Linked DNA regions of Homo sapiens: regions 1, 3 and 4 are each linked to region 2. The links are chromatin loops, found by intact Hi-C in ENCODE. Cell type or tissue: PC-3. All regions are shown on one strand. Each heading gives the region's core, and the rest is flanking DNA. Links, peaks and the distances in the headings are about the cores only. Region 1 overlaps OSBPL10 (oxysterol binding protein like 10). Region 2 has its middle 37 kb from the start of ZNF860. Region 3 overlaps OSBPL10 (oxysterol binding protein like 10). Region 4 has its middle 24 kb from the start of GPD1L.

Region 1 (6,205 bases), core at 822-5,821, 51 kb before region 2:
ATCGCACTACTGCACTCCAGCCTGGGTGACAGAGCAAGACTCCATCTCAAAAAATATATATATTATGTATAATATATAATATAAAATATATATTATATATAATAGATAATATATAATATATATTATATAATATATAATTTATATAATATATATTATATATTATCTATTTTATATAATATATAAAATAGATAATATATAAACTATTATATTATATAAATTATATATTATATATTATATAAATTATATATTATATAATATATTATATAAATTATATATTATATAATATATTATATAAATTATATATTATATAATATATTATATAAATTATATATTATATATTATATATTTTATATAATATATATTATATAAAATATATAATATATTATATAAAATATATAATATAATATATATTATCTATTTATATAATATATATTATATTAAAAGATAATATATATTATATAAATAGATAAGATATATTATCTATTTATATAATATATATTATATAAATATATAATATATATTATATAAAAAGATAATATATAATACATATTATATAAAATAGATAACATATATTATATATTATATAAAATAGATAATATATAATATATATTATATAAAATAGATAATATATATTATATATTATATAAAATAGATAATATATATTATATAAAATATAATATATATATATATAGGCCAGGCTCAGTCGCTCATGCCTGTAATCCCAGCACTTTGGGAGGCCAAGGTGGGAGGATTGCTTGAGGTCAGGAGTTTGAGACCAGCCTGAACAACATAGCAAGACCCCATCTCTACTACAACAACAACAACAAAATTATGTGTGTGTGTGTGTGTGTGTGTGTGTGTGTGTGTGTGTGTATTCACACTTCTAAATAATTCATGGGACGAAAATAAAGTCTCAAGATAAATTACAAAATGGTTAAGCTGAACTAAAATAGAAATACAACATATCAAAATGTGTGAGTGCAACTAAAGCAATGGTTAGAGGGAAATTTATAGCACTAAATGTTTACATTAGAAAAGAAATGATAATTTAATAATTTAAGCATCTGCCTTAGGAAACTAAAAAACTATATATAAAGTGAAAAAATAAAAAATATTAGAATAGAAATCAATTAAATTGAAAACAGAGAAAGAATAAAGATCATAAATGAAACAAAAAGTTGATTCTTAGAAAAGATCAATAAATTGACTGACCTCTAGCAAAACTGATAAAAACAAAAAGAAACACGAACAAGTTACCAATATCAGGGAGAAGAAAAAGGGGCCTCATGAACATTAAAAAGATAATAAGGGAATACTAGAAGCAACTCTACATACCTAAATTCAACAACTTATAAAAAATGGATCACTTCTTTAAAAAGCATGAACCACTCTCAGAAGAAAACTCTCACAACCATAAGAAAACAAACAACCTGATTGAAATCCAATTTAAAAATGGGCAAAAGACTTAGCTAAAGCTAACCTTACTAAACACGATATCTGGATGGGAAATAAGCACATGAAAAGCTGTTCAGTGTCATTAGCTATCAGCCAATTACAAATGAAAACCATGACACACATTTACTAAAATGCCTAAAATTAAAAATATCATAATACCAAGCGCTGACAAGGATGTGGAACTGGAACTTTCATGTGAGTATGAGCAAGTTCATGGACAATCTCTGAGGGGATTTTTTTTTTTTAATAAATGGTTAAAACACATTTTACTACACAAATAACAAAGATTTAAGCTGTTACTTCTGAGCATAAATAACATGTTCCATGAGATAATGCAAGACAAACCAAATCAATCTTGCACATCAAAACCAAGGTCAGGAAAAAAAAAATCCCATTCCCTCACTGAGACATCTTTCCAGCTCTGGACAGGAATGCAGAGAGCTCATGCCACTCCAGGTTTTTTGTTTGATTGTTTTCTGTTTGTAATTTTTTGTAGAGTCTCACCGTTGCAGGGAGCTTGCCATTGCCAGGGCTGGTCTCAAACTCTTGGCCTCAAGCGATCCTCCTGCCCTGGCCTGTAGTAGCCCCAGCCACTTGGGAGGCTGAGGCAGGAGGATCGCTTGAACCCAGGAGGTTGAGGCTACAATGAGCTGTGATTGCACCACTGCACTCCAGCGTGGACAACAGAGCAACACCCTGTCTCAAAAAAATGAAAAAAAAAAGTTGCTTATAAATGGTAATTCATTATAATTTTCCTATGTTGGAGTAATGAGGAAACAAGCAATGTTTCCCACTTCATCTCATTTATAAATGAAAGAGACAGTTGACATTTATATTACGATGAAACAACTTAATAGGGAAAGGATAAAAACAGTGAAAGGATAAAAACAAATCTCCCAAACCTTTGGTTTAATGGTCCTTTCATAAGCTGCAAATATGCTGGCTTTACCTATTTGCTCACAGGCACTCACACACTCAGGCAATTTCATTGTAGTTAATCTCTGGAATTGCCTAACAATCATTTTTATCACACCTGGGCATCTTCTAAACCAGTCTGGATGAAGCTTCAAGAATGGATGCTTCAGTGGCCACATTAGAAGACTAGAATTAAGGCAAATTGGATAATGTTTATTAGATATATGCTCTATTCGGTGATTAAGTATATAGTGCACACCCCAAGGTTTTTGTTTTGAATAGGTCAAGTGAATTTTTGTTAATCTTTCAATATAATTTCAAATTTACAGAGAAGTTACACAAATAATACAAATAAGTATTTACTATTAAAGAACTATTAACATTTTACCACAGTTGCTTTATTATTTTTTCTTTCTGTGTGTATTTCTTTCTGTAAATAGCCAACATAATGCCCCTTTACCCTTAAATACTTCAGTGCGTAAATGTTAAAATAAATACTTGACATGGATACAGTACTATTATCAAATCTGTAGACTTTATACAAATGTTGTCAATCATGTCATTTATAGAAAAAAAAATCGGATCACAAGTTACATGCAGTTGTTACACAAAAGAATTCAAAGTCTTAAACTAAGAAAGGAAGCAAAAACAAAAAAGGAAACAAAACAAAAATATCAAAAATACCAATAACACTACAATGCTGGAAAGGAAAAGGAAGCAAGCCTTCAGATAAACAGAAATTCAGACCATTCCATGACATGAATCACTGCAATTTAGTTTCATCCAAGTTAGGTCATGCTTTGCTTCTATTTTGAAGGGGAAAAAAAAAAAAAAAACACTTTACCCAGACTTAAACTTGATTTCCCAGATACAAGTTTGGTCTACTTTCTTTGATACAAAGATTTTCTGAAGCATACCTTTACGTTCAACCCATAAAAATGGCCTATCCTATTAATCAACATGAGAAAGAAAACATGCCATTCTGGCTTTTAAGACCATCTTCCTGAATTTTAGCTGACTTCGAAGCAATCATGTAAACTGATCTTTGACATAAAAATTCCAGTTACAGGAAATTCCAAATTAACTAAACAACTATAATAGTGTTATGATGTACTTTGGGCCAAGGTATCAGCTGCAGACTTCTCATAAAAAGAAAAAGGCACTCATTAGCCAAGCTAATAAAAATTACCACAAAGAAATTTGCTGGAGCAAAGAGAGGAATCAATATGAAATGCTATATAATGAATGTACGACAAATGCTCTCTCAACGGCACGTACTAGCACAAATGGGTTTTTGTTCTGTTAAACTTTTTAGAGACGAGGCCACTAAATGAGTCTGCTGCAGTACACACACAAAAAAGTTCTGTGCTGTGTGGTTAGCCAAGGGGATCAAGAAGCCCATTGTTAAGGTATTAGTAATAGGGTGGAACTCAGACACACAAGAATCCCAAAAGCAAAGTACATTCCGCAAACGCATGATCCTATTTCAGCCAAAGTCCACACTCTGAGGTTAATGAATTGGGAGGCCTCTGCATAAATCAAGACATCTGTCAGCACTTACAAATAATCACAGGGCCAAGGAACCCCTCATCCATCCCCTAAACACTCAGGCAGAGAAAGGACAGGCCAGGCAAGGAAAGTCATTCCTAAGGACCAGCCCAGAGGTGGCAAGAGTTGGCAAGGTTGTCTAAAGAGAAAGCTCTACACTTACAGCTCTGGAACAGTTAGGGTTTTGGAAGAGGAAAAACCACCGAACACAACCCATGCACAGAAAGATATTCTGCCCAAAGGAGGGCTACAACATCACTCGTTAAAACACGGGGCTTCGCTGGGCACGGTGGCTCACGCCTGTAATCCTAGCACTACTTTGGGAGGCTGAGGTGGGTGGATTAGTTGAGGTCAGGTGTTCACGTAATGAGGTCGGATTACTTGAGGCCAGATTACTTGATTACTTGAGGCCAGGTCAACCTGGCCAACATGGTGGAAACCTCGTCTCTACTAAAAATACAAAAAATTAGTCAGGCATGGTGGCAGGCACCTGTAATCCCAGCTACTCCGGAGGCTAAGGCAGGAGAATAGCTTGAACCTGGGAGGCGGAGGTTGCATTGAGCCGAGATCGCACCACTGCACTCCAGCCTGGGCGACAAAGCGAGACTCCGTCTCAAAAAAACAAAAAAAGAAAAAAAAAAAACACGAGGCCTCTTCTTTGGAAAGGCCATGGAGAGAAAGAGTATGCGGGGGTGGGGGGCGCGGGGCAGGAAATGATTATCTTGCAGTGGAATTAGCTGGTCCTAGTTTACCCTAAGCCAAAGCCCTCAGTAATCTCATCTATAAAATGAAGGGGTAGGAGACCAAGTTCTTTCCAGAGAAAAAGAAAACACACTTTGAAGTCCGAAAATTCCGTGCTCCACAATTTATTAACTGTGCAGTCTATGTCACTCTAGGCCTCAACATCTTCACCTGTAAAACTGCGATTCTACCTGCATCAATTAGGGTTAGATCTGACTGAGACTCGGGGCTTGCAAAAGAAGCATATTCCTCCCCCTCCCCACAAGGAAAATTCCAGAGGTTGCAGCTAGGATTTATGAGGTGGCTTTGATCCACAAAGTCCTCTGAGGCCAGATTTCTTCTGTCTCCATGGCCTTCATCCCAGTCACCTCGAGGTTCAAGACGGCTGCTGAAATTCCAGCCATCATTTCCATATTCTAGTTTTGGCCAGCATGTCTATATTCCAACAGGAAAGGAAAAGGTAAGAAGAGTACAAAGAAGGTTCCAGGAAATTACTATGTGACAACTCTGCGCTTACATCCAGATTATAATCTCATCACCATCCTAGTTGCAAGGAGGGGGAGGGATGAAAATACAGTTTTATTTTTGACAGCCATGCATCCAGCTAAAAACTGGGGTCTATAGCTACAGGAAAAGGGGAGAATGGATAGCTTTGCAACACCCACCTCCATCTCATTTTAAAGATTAAATTGGATAATATACGTAAAGTGTCTGATGCTTCGTGGACCCACAAATACACAGGGCCAGCGTTCCCCTTGTGGTAACACAGACATTTTGTGATCTGTGGTCTCAGCGGCTTAAGAGCTTCTTCAGAAAGTAGCCTTTTTTTAGCCTAGTCTGTCTTTTACAGTCTCATCTCTGGCCACACTCCACATACAACCTGCATTCCAGCCATACTAAACCTATCTCCTTTCATGCCTCCAAACATTTGTACTCACAGAGCCTTCTACCAGGGACGCCCTGCTGAAGCCTTTGTCTGCATGATGAACTCTTCTCTTCAACATTCTAGAAGGTCTTCCTCCACCTGCGACTTCTGCCCTTTATTCCCAAGTGGAGCAGCTGCTCCCACTCCCAGGTGCTTCCTCTGCAGTAGCACTCACCACCTGTACTGCTGCATCTAATGAGTTGGTTTTTTTTTTCTGTTTTTTTTTCTTTTTTCTTTTTTTTTTTTTTTTTTTGAGCTGGAGTCTTGCTCTGTCGCCCAGGCTGGAGTGCAGTGGCACAATCTTGGCTCACTGCAACCTCTGCCTTCTGGGTTCAAGCGATTCTCCTGTCTCAGCCTCCCAAGTAGCTGGGATTACGGGCGCATGCCACCATGCCCGCTAATTGTTGCATTTTTAGTAGAGACAGGGTTTCGCCATGTTGGCCAGGCTGGTCTCGAACTCCTGACCTCAGGTGATCCACCCACCTCGGCCTCCCAGTGTGCTGGGATTACAGGCATGAGCCACTGCACCTGGCCCTAATGAGTGCTTTCTATGTGCCACCCATTGTCCTAAACCCTTTATACACAGCTTCTCAGTTGATCCCCAAAACTCTATGACACAGA
Region 2 (6,205 bases), core at 869-5,868:
CCAGCCATTCCATTACTGGGTATATACCCAAAGGATTATAAATCATGCTGCTATAGAGACACATGCACACGTATGTTTATTGCAGCACTATTCACAACAGCAAAGATTTGGAACCAAGCCAAATGTCCAACAATGATAGACTGGATTAAGAAAATGTGGCACATATACACCATGGAATACTATGCAGCTATAAAAAATGATGAGTTCATGTCCTTTGCAGGGACATGGATGAAGCTGGAAACCATCATTCTCAGCAAACCCTCGCAAGGACAAAAAACCAAACACCGCATGTTCTCACTCATAGGTGGGAATTGAACAATGAGAACACATGGACACAGGAAGGGGAACATCACACACTGGGGCCTGTTGTGGGGTTGGGGGAATGGGGAGGGATAGCGTTAGGAGATATACCTAATGTAAACGACAAGTTAATGGGTGCAGCACACCAACATGGCACGTGTATACATATGTAACAAACCTGTACGTTGTGCACATGTACCCTAAAACTTAAAGTATAATTTAGAAAAAAATAAAAGGGTTTTTCCTGGCATCATAAAAGCTTTATATCGATGTTCTCTCTTGCTGCTTTTGGTAATTAGAATAGGTTGTCAAAAAGCTAGAGCAATTGTTGATAGTCTCAAGTTTTAATGCTCTCAATAAATAGTTCAGTTTGGGAGGCAGAATTAAAATGGGACAGTGGAATGCCAGAGAGTTTGGAGTGATCTGGACCAGGATTAAACATCGCATTAGCAGAGTGATCCTGGACCAGGTACTTAATCTGTCTGCATATGAGTATTCTGAAACCTAAATGAGAGACCGTATGTAAAGACCTGGCACCCACATGGCACATTCTTGGTAGCTATTATCTTCATGTGATAATGAAAAGTCTTTACTCCTTATTTCCTTGAAAATATCATTACTTTGGAAAGAAGCTAATGTTTTATAATAAAGTGTTTTCTAGACTAAATTTTTTAGTTCAAAGTTTTGCCCTTTAAGAGATCTGAACTTCCATTAGAACGTGGGAAGAGGGCTGATCACAGCATGCATTTATTGAACTCTGACTTGTATGCCAAACACATATTAATTTCTTATGAATGATTTCATTTGAGCTTCTGGAAACGCTACGAGGCAAATAGCATTGTTTTTCCCATTTTAAAGATGAGGAAATAACTTTCAAAGAAGTTAAAAAGCTTTCCAAAGTTCCAACAGCTAAAAACACCAGCTGTTTGATCCGAAGACCATCTTCTTAGCTATACTGGTCTCAGAATCTAGGTACCTTTTATCAAGCTACACATTTTTACTCTACCAAGTAGTTTTTATTTTGAATCTTCAAACAGAACTGTACTGGATTTTATCATTGGTTTACAGATAAGGAAGCTGATGCTTAAATAACTTACCTAATATGGTTTGGCAAGTGGCTGAGCTGAGATTCAAAAAAAAAAAAATTCATTTTCTCTTAATCTACTGTTTGGTCTGTTTGGGCCCAGGGTTCTGTGTCTTCACAGCTCTACCCTACCACTTCCAAACTGTGCTTAGTAGACTGCACAAAGCCCCGGAAAGTACACTAAACTGGAATCCAAGAGACCTGGGTTTTATTGTTCGCTGTGTTACCAATGAACTATGTGACATCAGTTAAGCCATTTCACTTCTCTGAGCCTCAGTTTTGTCATTTGCTGAAATAATTTGAATTAGGTCACTTTTAATTCTTTTGGCTTTAAGTTTCTATAATCCCAGGTGAATTGTGAACAATCACATTCATTGTGTCACTAAACTTAAAGAAATAAAATGTCAGCCAGGCGCAGTGGCTCATGCCTGTAATCCCAGCACTTTGAGAGGCCGAGGCAGGCAGATCACTTGAGGTCAGGAGTTCGAGACCAGCCTGGCCAACATGGTGAAACCCCGTCTCTACTAAAAATACAAAATTAGCTGGGCTTGGTGGCGGGCGCCTGTAATCCCAGCTACTCAGGGGGCTGAGGCAGGAGAATCACTTGAACCTGGGAGGCGGAAGTTGCAGTGAGCCCAGATGGTGCCATTGCACTCCAACCTGGGCAACAAGAGTAAAACTCCATCTCAATAAATAAATAAATAAATAAATAAATAAATAAATAAATAAATAAAATGTCAAAAATTATGAAATAATTACAGGGACAAATGTGATTGTTAAACTATGATGGTAAAGAAGTTTGATCCCAACCTTTCAGAAACCAGCTTTTTAGAAGGATTGGTGCAATGATAGACGAGATGTGGGAACAAAGCTCAGACTGAGTATCTGTGATCTCAGACAAGTGTTTATTCTTCCTCTGATTTAGTTTGCTTTATGGTTGAATGGAGATAATTCTAATGCCTGTATGTTTGCTTTAAGAAGACTTCTTGCCAGATATTAAAATAGATGAGAAACCAGAGCATAGAAGGGAAAACCAGAGCATAAAAGGGAAACCACACTGGAAAAAAGTTTACAATAAAAATGCTGTAAAAATGCAAGACACGGGTGAGGTCATGTGTGCCTGTAGTTCCAGCTACTCGGGAGGCTGAGGTGGGAAGATCATTTGAGCCCAGGAGCTCAAGGCCACAGTGAGCTATGATCACACCACTGCCCTCCAGCCTGGGCAGCAACACAGCAAGACTCTGTCCTAAGGAAAAAAATGCAAGACATTATATTTGAAGACATCAGTGGCTGAATTTGGAGTCTGGCCAACTGTGTCCATTAAACACACCAAAAGAAAAAAAGGTAGTGTTTTTGTGTGATCACACTGGAAATAATTGAATACAAACAGGCAAAAATCAAAAGGAAGCAAAAGAACTCAGCAATGAAAAGATAAGAACAAGAAGTGAAAGAAGAAAAAAATTAAAATGAGTAGATAAGGTGGAGGAAAGATTCACAAGGGAGAAATGAGAAAAATGAAGAGGACCAGGAGTGGGAAGAAATGAAAAAAGAGGAAAAAAGGAAAAAAAGGTAATTTCTGAAATTGCAATCTCCACCAACGGCCTAAGCTACTCTTGATTTTGAAGGCTGTGCAATCATCACATTCCAGTTTTAGAACATCAACATCACCCACCCCCCCAAATTCCCTTGAATTAATTTCCACAATTGGAGCTCTCCAAAATCCACAGTAGTTTGAGGAACAAGGGAGTGGGGGTGATGTCGTTTAACAAAGTCCGAAGTTGTTCTCCTATTCAGCCACCAGGGGGTAATACATTCCATTCAATTCAAAAAGCATATTTAGGGAAGTTTACCAAGTGCTCCATACTCTAGAGGCTACCCCATGAAAAAAAATAAGGCATCATTCCTTACATTCAAGTGCAATCAATAATATATTTATGCAAGTAATGATGATTCAAGAAGAAATGAACTATTAAATCACATTAGAGCTAAGTCTTATGGCTGAATGGGAATTTATAATAAGCAGAGACGTGTGGTAGGAGGAAGATTCTGAAGAGAGGAGTATAATGGGAAGAAAGATCGGTGCCAATGTTTAAGTAAACTTGTATTACAGTTGGAAGAGAAAGCATCTTCTTAAGTCTGTTTTCATATGTTCAACATCCACAGACTAGTTAATGGGTATTGGCCTCATTTGTAAATATCTAACTAAAAATGAATTTTTTTAAAAAAGATTCAACACAATTTTTAATGATGCAATTATAAAAAATTATTAACTCTGTTTCTTCGCAATAAGAAGGGTAAAATTGTTTGCAGTCTTTCATTGTGTTATCTTTATTTGGCTCCATGATCAATAGCTTCAACTATAGTCTATTTCCTCATCGAGTTAGTTTCTTTGTTCTTTATTTCTACTACACTGGAACATATAAAGTATAACTATCAATCTTTGACTATTGTGGTGAGGGTGCTGCTCTGATGGGTGGTTCTAGATATGTGGATCAAACACGAACCCTGAATTTGCGGAGGGATTTCTCTCCCAGTTCCACTCACAGTGCTCTGTAGAAGCCGAGTCAATGAGCCTACAATGCAAAACACCAGAAGTCTGGATGCTTAATCCACTCTTTGGGTACAATTTGTTCTGATAGTGAATTTTCATAGTTTGTTGCAGCATTTGATTTTTATGTTTTGTTCCTGTTATTTTCTATAGCTTTGTTAAAATTTATATGCCATAAATTCACCCATTGTAAGTATACAATTCATGACTTTTAGAATCTGTATAGTTGTACAATCGTCACCACATTCCAATTTTAGAACCCTGCCCAATTTCCTTTAGCCCATTTGCAGACATACTCCACTTCCATATCCAGCTCCAGGTTAGCCTGATCTGCTTTCTCTTTCTCTAAATTTGCCCTCTCTGGACATTTCATGTCATACTATATGTAGTCTTCTGCACTTAGCTTTTTTCATTTAGCATAATGTTTTCAAGGTTCATCTATGTTGTAGCATGTATCAGTACTATATCATTCCTTTTTATTTCTAAATAGAATTCCATTGTATGGGCATACTACATTTGTTTATCAATTCATTAATTAATTGACATTTGGATTCTTTCCAGTTTTCAAATAATGCTGCTATGAGTAATTGCGTACAAGTCTTTGTGATGGACATAAAAGACAAAATGTGCTGAGCAATTAAGGAGATGATTTCATTCAAGCTTTTATAATAGGCAAAATGTTCATTAATGAAAAACATCTCCAGGAGAAAAAAAAAAAAGAAGACCTGGGATTTTATAGAAGCGGGTAAGCAAGAGAGCCACCAGTGAGTCTTATAGGAGTCCTAAGGAATGATGGCAGGAAATATGCAAGAGCAAGGTGGTTGTGTTAGTCCGCTAGGACTGCCATAATGAAATACCACAGACTGGGTGGCTTAAACAACAAAACTCGTATTTTCTCAGAGTTCTGGAGGCTGGATGTCTAAGATCAAGGTGTCAGTAGAGTTGGTTTCTGCCATGGACTCTCTTTTTGGCTTGCAGATGGCTGCCTCTTGCTGTGTCCTCACTTGGACTTTCCTGTGTGTACGTGCTTTCCTGATATTGCTTCCTCTTCTCATTAAAACACCAGTTCTGTTGGATTGGAGCCCCATCCTCATTACCTCATTTAACCTTAATTACCTCTTTAAAAGCCCTGTGTCCAAGTATAATCACATTCTGAGGTGTACTGTGGGTTAAGACCTCAATATATGAATTGGGGCGTGGGTGGGACATAATTAAGTCCATAACAGTGATTCTTTGTGGGTAGTCTTTCTTACAAATACAAAAGTGTGGGTATTTTCTCCGCGTTGCTGCTTTCCAGGAGCACAGGCTCAAATAAAGTTCAACGTCATGAGGACAGATGTTATCATTTCTCTTGTGTATATTCCTAGAACTGGAATTACTGGGTTACGTTTAACATTTTAAGAAGCCATTTGCCAACATATCTGCACCGTTTTAACTTCCCACCAATAATATTAAAGGATTCCAGTTTCTCCACTCCCTTACGCTCATGAATGCTTTCTTTTTTATTTCAGCCATTCTGGTAAAAGTAAATGGATATTTCATTGTGGTTTTAATTTATATTTCTCTAGTGATTAATGATGTTGAACACCTTTTTCATGTACTTGTTAACCATTTGTATATCTTCTTTAGTGAAATATCTCTTCAAATCCATTGCCCATTTAGGAGTTTTAAAAATATATTCTAGGCTGGGTATGATGGCTCACACCTGTAATTCTAGCATTTTGGGAGGCTGAGGTGGGCAGATAGCTTGAGCCCAGGAGTTTGAGACCAGCATGGGCAACATAAGCAAAACTCCATCTCTACAAAAAAATACCAAAAAAATTAGCTGGGCATGGTGGTGCATGACTGTAGTCTCAGCTACTAGGGAGGCTGAGGTGGGAGGATCACCTGAGCCTGAAGAGGTTGAAGCTGCAGTGAGTCATGGTCGTGCTACTGCACTCCAGCCTGGGCAACAGGAGATAATCTGTCTCGAAAAAAAAAAAAGTAAAACAAAATATGTATATTCTAGATATAAGTCGTTTGTCAGGTACATGATTTGCAAATCTTATTACCCAGTCTGTTTAACTTGTCTTTTCATTTTGTTAGTGGTGTTTTTTGAAGAGCTGAAGTTTTCAACTATAATGAAGTCCAGCTTATCTATTTTTTCTGAAGTGTTGCATATAGATATGCAGTTGTCCCAGCACCATTTTGTTATGGAACCGAACTGGGGTCTCTCACTTGGTGCAGCAAAGCCAAACACTGACATTGGGATTTGCAGCAAGAGAAAGTGAGGC
Region 3 (6,205 bases), core at 367-5,366, 160 kb before region 2:
TTATTAAGACAATTAAAAAAATCCCCAAACTTTATTGTTTTAATAAAAGCTGTTCTTAAATTGTGTTTTATTTACTTAATTTGATGGTATGTTTAGGAGGGTGATGTTTTACACTTAGTTTTAAGTACCCAAAAAGTAATTATCTGTGAAAAATTCTAGAAGAAAAATGGCACTGAGCTTAATAAAACATGAAAGCAAAATTACCCAATAGCAGAAATAAGAAGACAGAGCCAAGGGAAGAGTCAATCCTTAGATGAGCTTGTCCAACTTTACTAAGGGAGTTTATCCAGCCTAAACTCATCGGAATCTATTCCCCCAAAGACTTGCTACTTCGGAAAACATATTATCCTCATACTCTGCTTTTCAACCTGGAGCACTTTATACCTTCAGTCTCAACAGGAGATGCAGCATATCTTACTTTTCACCCAATGATTTGGGAAAGAAAATAAAACAGCTTTAAAATATTTTATCAGGCTAGTGTATTGTTCAGTAAGATGTACGAGTTGAATGTAAGATACACCTAGGGCTTCTTGAAAATGTTTTCATGTAGGCCAGACACAGTGGCTCATGCCTGTAATCCCAGTGCTTTGGGAGGCCAAGGTGGGAGGATCACTTGAGGCCAGGAGATCAAGACCAGCCTGGCCAGCATGGTGAAACCCCGTCTCTACTAAAAATACAAAAATTAGCTGGGCATGGTGGCGGGCACCTGTATTCCCAGCTACGTGGGTGAATCGCCTGAACCTGGGCGGTGGAGGGTTCAAGGATCACACCACTGCACTCCAGCCTGGGCAACAGAGTGAGACCCTGCCTTGAAAAAGAAGTTTTCATGTGGGCAGTACTAACCCTCTTCAACCTCCAGTGGCATTCATACCCCCTGCCCTCTGCAGATGGAGAAGCTCTGCTTACAGAACCCAAGACAGGAGCTAGCTCTGCTAATCAGCCAACCACCCCAGCACCGGAGGGTTTTGTCAAGGAAGAGGCCACTCAACAGAGACTATTAATCACTATTTAATTCAAATAAAGGGGAGAGATGTAGCAGCTCCCCTCAAAGAGCATTAAACTTTAAACACTTCAAATTATTTCAAGTGAAAGCAATTCAGAGTAGCAAGAAGAGGAGCCTAATCTGAACTGGCAGGAATTTGGAATTACTGAACATCTTCAAGGACATTAGATGTTAAGACTTTCAAGTGAAGAATATAATGAGAAGCAGGTTCATCAGTGACTGCCTGATGGAGAGCATCTCCCTGAAGATAAAACGACCAACTCAATAGTGACCCACGAGAACACAGCACTCAGCAAAAGAGCCTCGGCTCCAGGTTTTAAAATACATTTTTAATAATTCAAATTTTAACCACTTGAGTAACTACATTTTTAATATACAACTGACCAATGCAAAAGATGAAAATTTTGAATAATATCAAAAGGTACACCTAAATCCCTATATACTTTCAACCATAAATCTCTTGTTCCCCTAACAGCACCCCTGGCAACCACTACTACTAGCCTCTCGTGTGTCCTTCCAAAGATTGGCAGGGGGGTGGGGGGGAGAGACAGAAAGGGAGAGAGAGAGAAAGGGAGAGGGAGAGGGAGAGGGAAAGAGGGAGGGAAAGAAGGAGGGAGAGGGAGAGGGAAAGGGGGGGAGAGAGAGAGAAAGAGAGAGAGAGATACAGAAAAAGTAAGTATGTGTGTGTCTCTCCCGTTTTTGTTTGACTGGTTGGTTGTTCCTATCATGGTATATCTTCCCCACAGCCTGTGTTTTTTTTTTTTTTGAGACAAGGTCTCGTTCTATTGCCCAGACTGGAGTGCAGGGGCGTAATCATGGCTCACTGCAGCCTTGACCTCCCTGGGCTTAAGCAATCCTGCCATCTCAGCCTCCCGAGTATCTAGCTGGAACTACAGGAGCACGCCACCACACCAGGCTAATTTTTTTATATTTCTGTAAGACAGGGTTTCCCTATGTTGCCCAGGCTGATCTCAAACTCCTGGGCTCAAGCAATCCTCCCATGTCAGCCTTCCAAAGTGCTGGGATTACAGGTGTGAGCCACTGTGCCCAGCCCCCTATGTTTTTTAACCTTTTCATCAACTTTAATAAATTAAATTTCTCTTTTATTGCAGAAGCTCAGTTTTTTATCAGAAATACCCCATTTCATTTCACAAGCTGTGCCTTTCCAGTCTTGGGCAGTCAGGTACTGCTTGTTTCGCAGGGCCCAACTTAGCTGGGTCCTGAAAGCACAGTACCCCTCACGGAAACTCATTCAGTGTCTGGCTCTGTACTAAGAGCACAACAGACATGATCTCATTAATCCTCACCACAGCATACAATTCAATCCTCACATCAAAAATTACTGTCCTCATTTCAAGGAATAACTTGCCCCAGGTGGCACTATAGGGCTAGTTCTGAACCGGGTACTGCCCCCAGAGAGCCTAGAGCACTTGCCTTTAATCCTGCAGCATCACAGAAAGTGAGATGGGAGCCACTCAAAACCAGATGCACAATGTGAACAAGGCCAGCCTGGCTGAGTCTGGATTATACTGGAGCTTTCTGATGCATGGGGAATATAAACATTTGGGCAGTCTATCAAAACTTTTAGGGGGAAAGTCATAACAATCAGGTTTTAGAGATGCTTCTTAGCCACTCCTTCATGATCATCTTCAGGTAGAACTTGGCTTAACAACCAAGTTATCCATCAACAGAAATGTTGTAGCAGAATTGGGTGAATCTGTGTTATAAAAAGAATATTGTGACATGCTTAATATTACTTAATCCTAACAACTGCCCTGTAGGGTTGATGCCATTATTTTGCCCAATTTACAGAAGTGAAAACTGAGGCTAAGAGACATTACTCGTTTACTGAGTTACTTGAGATTACAAAGCTAGGTAGTAGCCTGTGAGTGGCCCAGGCACAGCCAGAAACCAGGTTTTTTTTTTTGTTGTTGTTTTTACCTAATTCCCTACATTGTCTATCACACCAGATCCTCCATTTGTTCTAAAAAATTTTGTCTATGTCAAAAAAAATGGGAAAAGTAAAGAGACAAACCATGAAATGGGAGCTGGAGCTTCCGGATAGCTGAATACAGGAGGCTCTAGGAGGGTGACCGCCCAGGGAGGGCGTAGAAGTTCCACGCCCCTTCCCTTATACCTCACCCTACATATCTCTTCATCTGTATCCTTTGCAACATCCTTTATAATAAACTGGTAAACATAAGTTTCAAAGGGCAGATTTACAATGTGTACATGGCCTCCAGCCATGCAGGTTGTTCTCATCAGTGCCACGCTGCCTCACGAAATCCTGGAGATGATCAGTAAGTTCATGATGGACCCAATCTCCATCTTGGTGAAATGGTTTTCTTTTGCCCTTTCACTTTCTGCCATGGGATGCCACAGCAAGAAGGTCCTCACCAGATGCTGGTCCCTCAATCTTGGACTTCCATCAAGGGAACATCACTAACGTCATCATCATCCCAAAATGAACCTCTCCCAGGCTCCTTAAGTTTATTTTTCTGTGCAGCAACTGCTTGTGCTGAGACATTGGAAAGGGCTTTGGTTCCAGAATCCTTGAGGAATACACAATTCATTACAGCACCCTTACCTTGTAGTATAATCACATTTCTGCTTAGGAAGGCCAAGAGCCCAGCAAAGTAGGTGGCATTCCCACATGTAATCAGACTGGCCCTTGAGGCCTAAGAGTGAGTGAAATTTTCCAATGGACTTGGAGATTGCCATGTAGGACTTACTCCAATAACAGTTCCATTTGGGCATGGAGAGTATCTTAAGAATGGTGTGGTGGACATTGCTCACATATACCTGGTAATCCTCTCCCTCCTGCGCACATTGGAACCAGCCCTTCCTGCTCCCTTACATGAAGTCTGAGTCAATGAAAAGCCTTTTCTTTCCCTGTGCCCTAAAAGGCCTTGTATTTGAAAATGAAAGCGTTTAAGATTTTGAAGAAGCCTGCACCTCGGCAACCTCTGCATCATTCACTGCACGAAGCACAGTCACCAGTCACCAGACCTATGATGGGCCAACTCTCTACATGAAGAAGCACATCCAGAGTTGTATTTTACTTGCCCCCAGGTCTATGGAGATGTAAAAAAGGAAAGAATTAAGCATCTTGTTATTGGATGGTCCAAAGGAACATGTCACTGAGTGAGTGACCTTAACCAAGTCATGAAACTGCATTAGAAGGATTTACTATGGGAGAAGAATGAGGGGCTCCAGGCAGAAAGCCCCAAGGCAATAAAGAGACAAGGAAGTGATAAGAGGGGACTGAACGACCAAGGAGGCTAGGGTTATGAGCCACATTCTCCACCGTTGCCACCACATCTTATCTGATGACCTGACCCACCACATTAAAAAAGTTCATGTATGTTCTTTTTAGTTTCTTCTACTCAAAACACTGTTAAAAATACCTTAGTTCTCTTTCTGTTTTTTGTTGTTGTTGTTGTTTTTAGATGGAGTTTCACTCTGTCACCCAGGCAGGAGTGCAGTGGCACAATATCGGCTCACTGCAGCCTCCGTCTCCTGGGTTCAAGCAATTCTCCTGCCTCAGCCTCCTGAGTAGCTACAGGTGCCCACCACCATGCCTGGCTAATTTTTGTGGGGTTTTTTGGGGTTTTTTTTTTTGGGTTTTTTTTTTTGTATTTTTAGTAGACACGGGGTTTCATCATGTTGGCCAGGCTGGTCTTAAAATCCTGACCTCAAGTGATCCGCCCACCTCAGCCTCCCAAAGTGCTGGGATTACAGTTGTGAACCACACATGGGCAAAAATACCTTAGTTCTTAAGTCTACAGGTTATTAAATATACATTGCTCTAACCTACACTATGGATAAAAATTGAAAATTAAGCCAATAACATAAATTATTAGTTTAGAAATCACAGATTTAGAATAAGTCATGTTTTTAATCAATGTGTTTATTTTTGATTTTCATTGGGTCAGTTTGGGGGTCATTAGGAAATTGTGAAGGCATATACAGTCATCCCCTTGGTGTCCATGGGGGATTAGTTCCATGACCCTTCTAAGACAGCAAAATTCACAGATGCCCAAGTCCCTGATATCAAATGGCATTTTATTTGCATATAACCTATGCATATATATTCCCCTGTAAATCACCTCTAAATTACTTATAATGTCTAATGCAATGTAAATGCTATGTAAACAGTTATTTGTATTGTTTACAAAATAATGACAAGATTAAAAGTCGATCCATGTTCAAAACAGATGCAATTTTTTTTAGAATATTTGTGATCCAGAGTTGGTTGAATCCACATAGGCAGAACCCACAGATACAGATGACTGATTGTCTATAGAACTAGAAACTCAGAATTTAAATTTTAGCTTGTATCATTGTTCAAAAATTGATTAATACCATTAATATTATTGGCCTCTTTGGTGACACTAACCATTCCCTTGGCAAGTTTGCACTGGTTATCTATTACTGCCTAACTACCCCAAAACAAGAGGTTAAAAGTGACTACTATTTTATTTTATCTCAACATGTGTCAGGAACTCAGGCCGGTCTTCCTGGGGTGATTCTTTCTATTCTGGGTGGCATCACCTCGGGTGACTCAGTGGTACTTGGCCAGTAGCTAGACTTGTCTGGAGGGGTCACGAAAGCCTCGTGCACATCCTGGTGCCTTGAGAGGGGCAGCTGGAAGCCTGGATTTTGCTGTGTCCCTTCATGTATTCTTACAGCCTCGCAATGGGGTCTCTCCAGTAGGGTAGTAAATATTTACAGAGTGGCTCAGGGCTCTGAGCCAAGTGGAAGGGGCCAGTTTTCTTACAGCCCATGCCTGGAACTGTCAGCGGTACTTTGACTTTTGGTCAAAGCTGCCACATGCCAGGCTCAGAAATAGCCCCTTCATGCATTGCATGCCTCTATCAAAATATCTCACGTACCTCATAAATACATACACTATGTACCCACAAAAAAATTTTTTTTTAATTTTTTTAAAGAAAAAAATAGCACCTGCCTTTTGATGGGAATGCTGACAGGAAAGCTTCAAAGAATCTGTGGCTATCTTTAATGTGCCCCAGCCTGAGACCAAAGGACCACACATAGACATGCAAAGTATAAGCTCAAATCAAACTTGGAAAGACCGAAGCCTGGTTTAATTCTAACAATAATAAATTACCAAAATAAACATATCCTGCATTAAGACAGTGTTGAAATAAAAGATGTCTGCGTTCCACCCTAGAACTTTAA
Region 4 (6,205 bases), core at 357-5,356, 63 kb after region 2:
GATATTTCAGTTGTTTTATTAACATGCAAGTAGGTGTGTGTGTTTACACATTATTTTATGTGTGTGTATATATATACATATCATTTTGTGAACTTTTAAAATTTAATGTATCTTTATTATTTTAATATCACTAATTATTCTCTGCAACATCATTTAATAACTATATAATATACAACTATATAATTTACCTATCGTTGGACATTTAGGTTATTCTGAATTTTAAAATATTATATTATATATTTATATATCTATCATTTACACACATTGTGTAAATTAAATATATGTATAACAGACTATTATTCCTCTTGGTATACACTTACGATATTTCTTTTTTTTTGTTTTTTGAGATGGATTCTCGCTCTGTTGCCCAGGCTGGAGTCCAGTGGCGCCATCTGCAAGCTCCGCCTCCTGGGTTCACGCCATTCTCCTGCCTCAGCCTCCCCAGCAGCTGGGACTACAGGCGCCCGCCACCATGCCCGGCTAATTTTTGGTATTTTTAGTAGAGACGGGGTTTCACCCTGTTAGCCAGGATGGTCTCCATCTCCTGACCTCGTGATCCACCCGCCTCGGCCTCCCAAAGTGCTGGGATTACAGGCGTGAGCCACTGCGCCCAGCCTAGGTATTTCAATAGAAGTGGAATAAAGCCAATTTATTGTCTTTGAAAATCATGGCACTGTATGTTTCCATCCACAGAGTACAACAGAGCCCCTTTCCCCCTGTCTTCATGAACGTTGGATGGTAGCAGACCCCTCTACCTTTTATGTCAGCTACTAGAAAGAAATCAAACCTCGGTGTTGCTTCCTCCTGCAGTGTTTGAACTACCTCTGATCCGGAAAATTTTCATGTGCTCATTGGTCATTTCTGCTCATGCAAATTGTCTTTTCATGCCCTGTGCTTTTTTTCTACTAAGATACTCAGTTTTCTCTTGTCAACCTAATATAATCGAAAGGGTCAGAATCTAATTTAAAGAGCGTTTATTCAAGTGCATGAGGATGGACCGCCCAGAAACACCAACTCCAAAGGGATGGAGTCGGTGTTGCAATGTAGGGAAGTTAAGATTTCATGTATATGGGTGGAGACAGAGGAGTTTTTGGTGGGATTACATTATTCATACAAGGTTGGCACATAGTTACAGAAATTAGGTTTTAGGCAATGTTTCTTTTGAGAAGGGTATATTTTAACATCTTTTTGCAGAGGGTATGATAGTCACAGATTTTCTGTCATCTGGTTTAAGCAAAGCAGGACAACAAAAGGGAAGTTAATCTTTAGCACGTGCTATTCATTAAAAAGGCGGGAAGTTTTTGTCTCTGATTTTGTTTAATTCTCTCTAGTCATTGTACAGAACAAGAAAAATAAGAAAGCAAGTTAATCCATAGTCTGAGAACCATAAATTGTAACCATATGTGGCTCAGATCACAGTCATCTCTATCTAGGCTTAATTTTTTTGGGGGGGCGCTGGGAAGCAGGTCCCAACAGCTTTAAAACTGTATTTATTTTCACACTTTCTCTGCACAGCTTCTCACACTGTGAGAGGCTTCCTTCCCTTTTTTTTTTTTTTTTTTTAAGAGAGAGTGTCTCACTCTGTTACCCAGGCTGGAGTGCAGTGGCACAACCATGACTCACTGCAGCCTCAACCTCCTGGGCTGAAGCGATCCTCCTACCTCAGCCTCCAGAGTAGCTGGGACTACAGACATATGCCACCACACTCAGCTAATTTTTGTATTTTTTGTAGATACGAGGTTACACCATGTGGCCCAAACTCCTGAGCTCAAACAATCCTCCTGTCTTAGCTTCCGGAAGTTCTGGGATTACAGACATGAGCCACTGTACCTGGCTGACTCCTTCCCTTGATACTCAACCTAACTTAGGAGTGCCCCACCTGGAAGACCTCCAAGCTGCTGTAACATTACCTGGCCCACTCCACACTTCTGATATGGGAACCCTTGGTTCCTGTTTCCCTCTACACCACCCCCATCCCCATCACAGCAGTCATTACCTGGAAATACATTGTGATCCTGCCTGCTACAAGACAGAGCCAAAATGTGGATTTTCTCAATTTTGTCCTCCTAGTATCTCACACACAAACATACACACACACAGAGGGACTCAGCCTAAATATTTGTTAAGTAAATGTATTCGTCCATTCTCATGTTGGTAATAAAGACATACCTGAAACTGGGTAATTTGTAAAGAAAAAGAGCTTTAATAGACTCGCAATTCCACATGGCTGGGGAGGCCTCACAATCATGGTGGAAGGTGAAAGGCACATCTTATATGGTAGCAGGCAAGAGAGAGTGAGAGCCAAGTGAAAGGAGAAACCCAGTATAAAACCATCAGATCTTGTGAGACTTATTCACTACCACAAGAACAGTATAGGGGAACTGCTTCCATGATTCAAATTATCTCCCACCCTGTCCCTCCCACAACCCATGGGAATTATGGGAGCTACAATTCAAGATGAGATTTGGGTGGGGACACGGACAAACCATATTAGTATATAAACACACATACATATGCCATAACTGCTAGGGGAAAATATTCAAAACCATTGGCTTGCTAAAGTGAATCAATATCTTTATATGTGAAAGCTAGTTTGGAGTATACATGTGATATCTCCTTCTCCTGGTAAACTATAGAACTCTCCTCTTGAGGAATTACTCTGCTCTGGAGAAGAGTTTTCAGGATGCTGACATGTGGGTGTGCCCCCACTGAAAAAGACTTGCTTGTAGATCAGTAAGGTATCTATGGGTTACAGTAATCTATTGCACATTTCAAAATAGCTAGGAGAGAAGAATAGGAATGGTTTTAGCAGAAAGAAAATATAAATATTTATGGTGATGCATATCCCAATTACGCTGGTTTAATCTTTGCAAATTATATGAATGTATTAAATTATCACAAATGGCCTGAAACTATATACATTTGTTATGCATCAATTTTAAAAAAATTAAGGCTTACTTGCAACCCAGTCACCCTCTGTTGACAAGTCGTGCCAGTCCACTTAGAGCCATTTCACTCTTATACCAACAGCCACACATCACCAAACATTTGACAGTCTCCAACATAAAAAAGACAACACAAACAGGATCACATAAACATGAAAGAAAATCAAAACCTATAATAAACATCTTCACAGAAATAAAAAGAATAATGAGAAAGAGCTCTTGGAAATGGAAAATAATATGGCTTTAATTTTTTAGAGAAATGCACCAAAAGGGTTAAAAGATGAAATCCAGAAAGTGAAGATGAGTACAAGCAAACAATTGGAAATAAGAAAAGAAAAGACTTCAGGAAAGGTGACAATGCTAAATGATAAAATTTCAAATAGAAACTACAGAGAAAATGAAAAGGAGTTACTCCTTGAATAAATAACACAAAACATTCTATGAAACTGAAAAACACAATCATTCAGATTTAAAAGACACAGAGTACCCAGCACCCTGAATTTTAAAAGCTTGTGACAGGACTCTAAGCATGAAAGCAGGGGATAAAAAGAGGATCCTAAAACTTTCAGAGACAGAGGAAATGAAAAAAAAAATCCAAGGTATCTGTTCAAAGAAAAACCTTAGACAAAGCAACTTTGCAGAGTTTAACTGGGCAAAAGAATTATTTGTGAATTGGGCAGCCTCCAGAGCCAGAGTAGACTCAGAGGCTCCAGCACAGCCACGTGGTGGAAAAAGATTTATGGACAGAAAAAGGAAAGTGACGGACAGAAAACCAAAAAGAGATACACAAAAAGCTGGATTGGTTACAGCCCAGCCTTATTTGAACACTGTTTAACAGCTTGATTAGCCAAAACTCGGTGATTGGTGCAAGAGTAGGTTACAGTGTTTATCTCTCCATTTAGGTTATAGTTCACTATGTACAGAGAAACCTTTAGTTCAAACTTAAAATATGTAAGGAGGAAACTTTAGGTTAAACTTGGTTTAACAGGTCATATACAAAGAAACTATAATAATGAAGAATCTAAGCAGTGTTAATATAGAAATATGTATAAAAGTGGAGTGGCATAATCAAGGCAGAAATTTATTCTGAACTCATATCACAGTTCAGAGGTAAAGTCCAGAGCAAGAATGGCAGCTCTGGGAACCTCATCACACAGCTTCCAACCCAGAATTCAAGGTGGCAGCCAGGTCCCCCGATCATGTCTGCACCTGTCCATGGGGAAGAAGGGAATGGGAAAGGCCATTGGCTGCTGATTCCTTCCAGGCATAATCCGAAAGTGGAAAATATCATTTCAACTCAACACTCCACTGGCCGAACTTAGTTACATGTCCATAAAGTGCTGCAAGGAGGGCTAGGGAATGTCATCTCCAGCCAGGCTAAAAGTTAGGCATTATTTTACTAAGGAAAAAAATGGATACTGAAAGAGAAATAGAAGCCTCTGCCACAAATAGGAATCAAAACAGAATCATATTTCTTCACAGCATCACTGTGATACTAGTAGTCAATGAAATAATGTCTTCATTGTTTGGTGGGTAAAAGACACTTACCCTAGAATGCCATTTTAGTCTGTTATCAAAAGTGAGTTTCAGTAAGGCAATAAGACATAAACAGAGAGTTTTCTGAAAATTACTGAATGGTGTGCTCTAATTAAACACAGAGTAATCCAAGAAAGAGGAGTACAGCGGGTCTAAGAAGGAGGCCTGGAGGGCAAATAGTGCAGGCTGACAGATGGATGGCTCTGGGAAGGAAGTCTCCAGGAAAAAATGAAATCAATAAATTACCTAATAAATTTGTATTTGATCATTTGTGAACAACTACTAGCAGACATGTACTAGATCCAGTGAAAACAAGTAGGGAAAAATAACCTGTAAGGATAAAAAGATGAATAGTATATGGGTAAAAAATGCAAAGGCAATCATCAAGTCGGCGGGGGTGTGGGGAGAGCACACTAGAGAAAATTTAATTATAGAACATGATCTGGCACTATAGCTAAATATATTTTCTTTCTTTTTTTCCTTTTTTTTTTTTTTTTTTTTTTAGTTGGAGTCTTGCTCTGTCACCCAGGCTGGAGTGTAATGGTGCAATCTTGGCTCACTGCAACCTCTGCCTCCTGGGTTCAAGTGATTCTCCTGCCTCAGCCTCCCAAGTAGCTGGAACTACAGTCATGCGCCACCACTCCTGGCTAATTTTTGTATTTTTAGTAGAGACCGGGTTTCACCATGTTGGCCAGGATGGTCTCGATCTCTTGACTTCATGATCCACCTGCCTTGGCCTCCCAAAGTGCTGGGATTACAGGCATGAGCCACCGCGCCTGGCCACTAAATATATTTTCATGACACAATGATGTAGACTGATCGCTGAATTAACCCAGAGCTGTGGCATAACTGGAAATGGAGAAGAGAGGGAGAGGGAATGTGTGCATGGGAAGGGTGAGTGTTGGAGAAGTAAAGTGTCACTTACTATTCTAGGAAGCCTAAAAATCAAGAGGTAGCAGAACACTCCACTTTATTTATAATAAGCAAAATATAATTTACACTAAATAGAGAATATTTTTGCCTATTCTGTTGAAAACCCAAAAGTTCAAAGTACACTCCCTCAGCAAGGCCGTGGGAAAGCAGTCATGCCCACACATTGCTGGTAAGAATGCACACTGGCCTAGCCCCTGGGGAGGTCCATGCAGCCATACCTCTCAAAATGACAAACGTGTACACCCCATGACCCAACAGTTCCATTCTGGACATTTATCTTAGTGTATTAGTGTGTTCTCATGCTGCTGATAAAGACATACCCAAGACTGTGTAATTTATAAAGAAAAAGAGTTTTAACAGACTCACAGTTCCACGTGACTGGGGAGGTCTCACAATCAAGGTGGAAGGCAGGTGGCATGTCTTACATGGTGGCAGACAAGAGAGAAAACTTGTGCAGGGAAACTCCCCTTTGTAAAACCATCAGATCTCATGAGTCTCATTCACTATCCCGAGAACAGCACAGGAAAGATCTGCCCCCATGATTCCCACTGGGTCCCTCCCATGACATGTGGGAGCTACAATTCAAGGTGAGATTTGGGTGGGGACACAGCCAAACCATATCACTTAGCAACACACTTGAAACAGGAAAAGTTCCCTTGTCCCCCTCACAGGGCATGTGATGGGGGTGTGGCTCACTTCTTCAGTATCCTGCTGTTCAAACCTCTAGGGGAGCATACAGTCAGTGAGGCTGTGGGTCTCCAACCCCACAGCAGTGTCTAGGGGCATGTACA

What was found. Hi-C counts contacts between places; a loop is a spot of excess contacts. Peaks named below come from ENCODE experiments on the same cell type or tissue, not always from the same donor. Only the 100,000 strongest peaks of a DNase experiment are listed, where the experiment ranks them.
Region 1: a loop joins it to region 2, with 8 times the contacts of the local background. A loop is called at or near these places in 2 of 110 quality-filtered maps.
Region 3: a loop joins it to region 2, with 15 times the contacts of the local background. A loop is called at or near these places in 2 of 110 quality-filtered maps.
Region 4: a loop joins it to region 2, with 7 times the contacts of the local background. A loop is called at or near these places in 3 of 110 quality-filtered maps.

What each region holds. Positions count from the first base shown.
Region 1 is chr3:31,965,322-31,971,526 of GRCh38, forward strand. The region is part of intron 1 of OSBPL10 (oxysterol binding protein like 10); the gene reads right to left. Among named protein-coding and RNA genes, the nearest start is that of OSBPL10, 13 kb to the right of the region's middle. In PC-3, for the core only: no CTCF peak of the experiment used is centred there; a DNase peak (open chromatin) is centred at 3,810; H3K4me3 peaks cover 2,049 bases; H3K27ac peaks cover 3,893 bases.
Region 2 is chr3:32,016,077-32,022,281 of GRCh38, forward strand. It overlaps a transcript of OSBPL10 not described here. Among named protein-coding and RNA genes, the nearest start is that of ZNF860, 37 kb to the left of the region's middle. In PC-3, for the core only: CTCF peaks have their summits at 3,190 (motif pointing right) and 3,392; a DNase peak (open chromatin) is centred at 3,175; H3K4me3 peaks cover 432 bases; H3K27ac peaks cover 845 bases.
Region 3 is chr3:31,856,245-31,862,449 of GRCh38, forward strand. The region is part of intron 3 of OSBPL10 (oxysterol binding protein like 10); the gene reads right to left. Among named protein-coding and RNA genes, the nearest start is that of OSBPL10, 120 kb to the right of the region's middle. In PC-3, for the core only: a CTCF peak has its summit at 2,369 (motif pointing right); no DNase peak of the experiment used is centred there.
Region 4 is chr3:32,079,216-32,085,420 of GRCh38, forward strand. No RefSeq gene overlaps it. Among named protein-coding and RNA genes, the nearest start is that of GPD1L, 24 kb to the right of the region's middle. In PC-3, for the core only: no CTCF peak of the experiment used is centred there; no DNase peak of the experiment used is centred there.